2 separate regions of the Homo sapiens genome follow, and region 1 is linked to region 2. Evidence: chromatin contacts called from ENCODE Hi-C or POLR2A ChIA-PET data. All regions are on one chromosome and are shown on one strand. The core of a region is the stretch at or near the end of the contact, and the rest is flanking DNA. Distances in the headings are between cores, read along the strand shown. Region 1 overlaps TIAM2 (TIAM Rac1 associated GEF 2). Region 2 holds the start of TIAM2 (TIAM Rac1 associated GEF 2).

What was found. Hi-C counts contacts between places; a loop is a spot of excess contacts on that map. ChIA-PET counts read pairs that join two places held with the same protein, here RNA polymerase II (POLR2A). Pooled maps may share reads with other maps.
Region 1: a map of ascending aorta shows a loop between it and region 2 (2.4-fold over the local background). The contact joins the enhancer-like site here to the promoter of TIAM2 in region 2. A Hi-C loop is called at or near these places in 4 of 168 maps with a recorded cell type or tissue (Caco-2, Calu3, ascending aorta and 1 more) and 6 of 50 pooled maps. POLR2A ChIA-PET finds 5 or more read pairs at or near these places in 4 of 52 experiments (BJ, WTC11 and activated naive CD4-positive, alpha-beta T cell).

The regions. Positions count from the first base shown.
Region 1 is chr6:155,077,315-155,080,014 of GRCh38, forward strand. All of the region lies in intron 1 of TIAM2 (TIAM Rac1 associated GEF 2), which reads left to right. Among named protein-coding and RNA genes, the nearest start is that of TIAM2, 83 kb to the left of the region's middle. Within about 2 kb of position 1,262, at least 4 of the 41 ENCODE cell types and tissues checked have a DNase peak (open chromatin) inside an H3K27ac peak, as active enhancers do; they include ascending aorta, where a contact is called at or near this core.
Region 2 is chr6:154,993,888-154,996,597 of GRCh38, forward strand. It overlaps TIAM2 (TIAM Rac1 associated GEF 2), which reads left to right and starts at 1,428. Exons shown (of 27, transcript NM_012454.4): 1 at 1,428-1,605. RefSeq lists enhancers at 1,322-1,929, 1,930-2,535 and silencers at 1,376-1,515, 1,606-1,685.

The sequences.
Region 1 (2,700 bases), core at 12-2,511, 83 kb after region 2:
AAATAATGTAATTGCTATTGATTTTAGAATATTAAGAAAATATTTTTAGAATATTACTATAGATATTGAAGCACAGCAATCTCCAAGTCTCATTGTGCTGCCTTCTCAATTTTCCCTTTGACGTAAAATTTACTCACTCAGTTCCTAGAGAAATATTTTTTAAAAAGGGTTTCAGTATTTGTTAGTAACGGACATTGAGGCCTGGCCTTGGTATTACTGAGTCATCTTGTTAGCCTTTCGCTTGTTAAAAATATTTCGAAGTTTTTATTAGTGCTGCTTACGATGGAAGAAAGCCTGCATTTCATGGCAACGATTAGAGAAACCAGGACGGGAGGAGAGAACTAACATTTATTATTTAACTTTCTTAACTTGTCATAGGGCAGTGTGTCAGGTAATTGAAAGATATTTTCTCATTTTGTTTTCACAGAAGCCCTGGAGGGTGGGCGTAATTGTTTTCATTTTGCAGGGGGGAAATTAGCTGTAGAGAGACAGGTAAGTGACCCAAACCCTACCAAGTGGCAGACCTGGGGTTTGCCTGTAGCGCCTCACTGGCCTATTGATTCATGTGGCTGGCATTCTTATGAATGAGCTCTTTCTACTTTGAAAACACACTTTTGGATTTAACAAGTAATGATGTAACATGTAACTGCTTTGCAATTAATCCTTGCTCAATATTGATTAATGGTGACAGTCTAGTGCTGTGGGAGGGGCTCTCTGATTGCTGACCTCTGACTTCTGCTTTCCAACTTGACTTTTTTTTTTGAGACAGGGTCTCACTCTGTCACTCAGGCTGGAGTGCAGTGGTGCAGTCACGGCTCCTCCTGGGCTCAAGTGATCTTCCTACCTCAGCCTCCCAAGTAGCTAGGACTACAGGCATATGCCACCATGTTTGGCTAATTTTTTTTATTTTTTGTGGAAATGGGCTTTTGTCATGTTGCTCAGGCTGGTCATGAACTCCTGGACTCAAGTGATCTGTCCGCCTAGGCCTCCGAAAGTGCTGGGATTACAGGTGTGAGCCACTGCGCCCAGCCTCGAGTTCACTTTAATGAAAAAAGCACAAGTGACAGCTTGGCCTTTAGTAGCTGCCAGCATTAGGCATCCTTATCTGCTTTTCTCCTTGTACTCACGTCACGCATGGGACCATCAGACTTGGTGCTTCTCTGTGTCTTTTGTGGTTTCAGGCTTCCTGGTTTCTCTGTCATTTCACCCATGCTGTCCTCCTTATGGGGATCCTGGGCCTCCCTGGTTCCTCACGTCCAACTCGGACACATTCTTCAAGGCCAGGCCAGCCAGCAAGGCTTTCCAGCTCTGCCCTGACATCATCCCGCCTCTGTCTGAACTCCCACCCAGGAGAGGTGCTCTCATGCTCGGTGATCCTAACAGCCTCTGGCAGGCAATCTTTCCTGCTCCCAGTCTGCTCTCATTTAATGGGTGCAGCATCTGCCTTTATCTCTCTGGAAGTAGATTCCACACACTCTTCAAATCCTTTTTAAAGTTCTGAAGTTTGTTTCATTACAGAAGTTGATGTTTTCCGTTAGGTGTGTTTTGTTTGCTTCTCCCTTTAAGCTGGATCCCAAATATATCTTCCTCTAGTTTGACTTGATGATCTTAGTGGTTATTGCTGCCTGAAATCCTGTTTCAGATACATTTAATGGATTTTCTTGTGTTTTTTGGTGTTTTTCTTTTTTTTTTGTAAACCAAGGATAGTTTCTTTCCCTCATTCTGGATGACCAGTTTATCTTTGTTTTTTTGTTTTTGTTTTTTTGAGGCAGAGTCTTTCTCTCTTGCCCAGGCTGGAGTGCAGTGGTGCGATCTCGGCTCACTACAACCTCTGCCTCCTGGGTTCAAGCGATTCTCCCACGTCAGCCTCCCGAGTAGCAGGGATTACAGACACCCGCCACCATGCCCAGCTAATTTTTGTATTTTTACTAGAGACTGGGTTTCACCATGTTGGCCAGGCTGGTCTCAAACTCCTGACCTCAGGTAATCTTCCGGCCTTGGCCTCCCAAAGTGCCGGGATTACAGACGTGAGCCTCCTCGCCTGGACCCAGATGGCCAGTTTATCTTGCCTCTTTCTGGAATTTGTCAGATGTCTTTGCTGTCTTTTTTCCCCTTTGGCTCTAGGTCCTTTGATTACTGGTGCTGTGCCTGATTCCTCCTTGTGTAATTAATGCATAGTGCCTAGCACACCAACCTTGCTAGAAATTGGGACAAATGTTACTGTATGTGAAATGACTGACTTGTCAGCTATAGTCAGTACAGCTGGGGGTTCAGATGTTCATCTTGTGAAACTTGGAGCTGACTCTTTATGGATCCTAGCATTTGCTTTGTTCAAAAAATTTCTAATAGAGGCCAGGCACAGTGGCTCACGCCTGTAATCCCAGCACTTTGGGAGGCCTAGGCGGGTGGATCACTTGAGGTCAGGAGTTCGAGACTAGCCTAGCTAACATGGTGAAATCCCATTTCTATTAAAAATACAAAAAATCAGCTGGGCGTGATGGTGCATGTCTGTAATCCCAGCTTCTCAGAAGGCTGAGGTAGGAGAATCGCTTGAAACTGGGAGGCAGAGGTTGCAGTGAGACGAGACTGTGCCACTGCACTCCAGCCTGGTTAATAGAGTGAGACCTTGTCTCAGAAACAAAAAACAAAAAACATAACCCCAAAAGTTTCTTATGTGGATTTGCTGCTTGGATCGTTCTG
Region 2 (2,710 bases), core at 178-2,677:
TTTGATACTGGGTGTGTTGTGGGAAAGCTGATTTCATTTGTCTTTTTGACTCACAGTTCTCCACGGATCTCCCGTTACGGAGACTGGGTCGTATTCACGCACTGCACCTAACTGACCAGGGCCCTGGCTGCTGTGCTCTGAACTCCAGCACTGGGATTGTGCCCAACGCCACCCTTCCCACCTGGCCGCTCCCAGCCAAGGACTGGTGGCGGCATGGACACGAAGGCAGGCAGGTTCCGGGGAGAATCGGGATCCCCATGATGCGTAATTTTGGCTGAAGGGCTCACGGATGATCTTGCTGAGCTTTTCTTAGACTGCAGGGAGGCCGGGATGGGTGCTTCCCTCCCTCCTTCACTTGGGCTCTGATTTGCAGAAGGTCCGGCCCTCTCCAGCTCTCACGGCTCCCTCCTCATTTAGTTCCACGGCCATTTCCCCCAAGAAAACCCTCCGCATCTAGTCCTGAGTGGGCGCTGCTTCTCGTAGGACCCACCCTAACACATGGCCTGCATCTACCTTCCCTTCCCTCTCCTCTCCAGGGTGCAGCCTTTTTCAAGGCGAGGAGAGTGATTCCAGGCAGCTTTCATTCCTGGGTCTCCTTAGCTCCCTCGCCCTTCCCAGCATCTGGGCCCACTGGGCCACTCAGGCTTTTCTAATAAAAATCGCAGCTTTGGCCCAGTGCGGTGGCTCACGCCTGTAAGCCCAGCACTTTGGGAGGCCGAGGCGGGTGGATCACCTGAGGTCGGGAGTTCGAGACCAGCCTGACTAACATGATGAAACCCCCATCTCTACTAAAAATACAAAATTAGCCGGGCGTGGTGGCGCGTGCCTGTAGTCCCAGCTACTCGGGAGGCTGAGGCAGGAGAATCGCTTCAACCCAGGAGGCGGAGGTTGCGGTGAGCCGAGATCACGCCATTGCACTCCAGCCTGGGCAACAAGAGCGAAACTCAGTCTGAAAAAATAATAATAAAAATCGCAGCTTCTCCACCTGGAAAGTCCCAATTCGACTGGGTCTTGGAGTGCCGACTCGATTGCCATCTCCGCTGCGAAGCCATCTCCTCTCAGAAGGGGAAGGAGATGGAAAGTCTCTGCGGCCGCTGACCTCAGTTTTGCGTGCCTTTCCTCGGTGGGACCCGGGAAGAGCCGTCTTTAAATTCCTTGGGGAAGGGACGGGGTCGCACTGGCGCATCGCATCCCCGGTAGCGGGCAGAGCCCCCAGCTCACAGTGAGCGCGTGCTCGATGTTTCTTGAATTGTTTTATTTGTGTTGTTCCAAAGAAAGCGCGAGGGACATGGTCCGGGACCAGCCGGGAGCTGGCGCGGGGGTCCTGGGCCTGACGCTGGGCGGGGCTGGGGCGTGTCCGGGGCGGGGCGGGGCGGGAGGTGCGGTCGCGGCTCGGGCCTGGCAGGCGCTGCGCGCGGGGCTGGGGCAGCGGTAACCGTAACTGTGGCCGCGGCCGCCGCAGGCGCACAGCGCGCGTCCAAGTGGAGAACAAAGTGACCCCCAGAACTTCTCCAACTCCTCCCGGCGTTCCCGCGAGGGCCACGCGCCGAGGGTAGCGGAGGGCGGCGCGCGACCGGCCCCACCGAGCCCGGCGCGCGACCCGAGGTAAGGGGCGCCCGGGTGAGGGCGCAGGAGGGCGACGACCCGCGCTGGTTGGCGGCGGCTCCAGGTCCCCTGCGGGCGGGGCGGCGCGCGGCCGGCGGTCCCCTCCCTTCCCCTTTGTTGGCCGCCCCTCTCTGCCCCCGCTTTCCTGGGAGTCCCGCGGAAGGTCGCGGCTGCGGGGCGCGGCCTGGCACCCTCTCCCCGGAGGGCGGCAGCGTCCGGGCACAGCCTGGCACGGGGGACGAAGCACTTTCCAGAAGGCTCTGAAACTAGGTCCCCTGGTCCCCTCGCGCTGCGCGACACGCCAGGACCCACTTTCAGCCCCGGTCCCATCCCGGATGGGAGGAGGCGGCGCCCCGGCCTCCTGATACCGAGGTTCTCGCCCAAAGCCGAGCCGTGGGTGCCCGGAGGGGAGCGCCCGCTGCGCCCACGCCCGCCCGGCGACCTCGGAGCCTCAGAAAGGCGCTGCGGCGAAGCAGGATCCCAGGCGGTCGGCTCAGCGAGTGTAGACCGTGCGGTCCCTGCTCAGCCCCTCCGGCCTTTCCGAGCGCGGGAGCCATCCCGGACGGGCGCGGCTCCTGGGGGGGCTGAGGTGCCAAGTTTCTGTGAAAGCCGACACGTTGTGCCCCTAATGGATCCTATTTACCAAAAACAGTTCAGAAAGAAAAGAGTCCATTCTTCCAGCCATTCGTTGCTGACAGCCGCTGGAAAGGTCTGGGAGTAACATTGCACGAGGTATTTCTATCTTTAAGGAGCGGCGAAATTTAATATTGATGAGCTTGCATGCCGTTTTTTTAAAATAGACAAATAGGTTAACTTTATTTAAAGAGGGAGAAGGCTGCTTGATTCCAAAGATAATTTCATTCAGGGGGAGGTTTTCCTGCTTTTCTCTGCAGAATTCAGGCAAGAGGCCACTTGGTGACACTCCTCAGCCTCCTTGGGTAATGGTGAGACCTTTATTTACTATGCGATGAAGGGCCTGGGATTCTCTTCTCATGGTTATTCACACATTCTACCTTTTGCTCCCCAAATGATGCTGACCACCTTATTTTAACAGACAACACCGGCTATCTCCAGTTCTCTTTCCAATAGATTTAAGCCAGAGTGT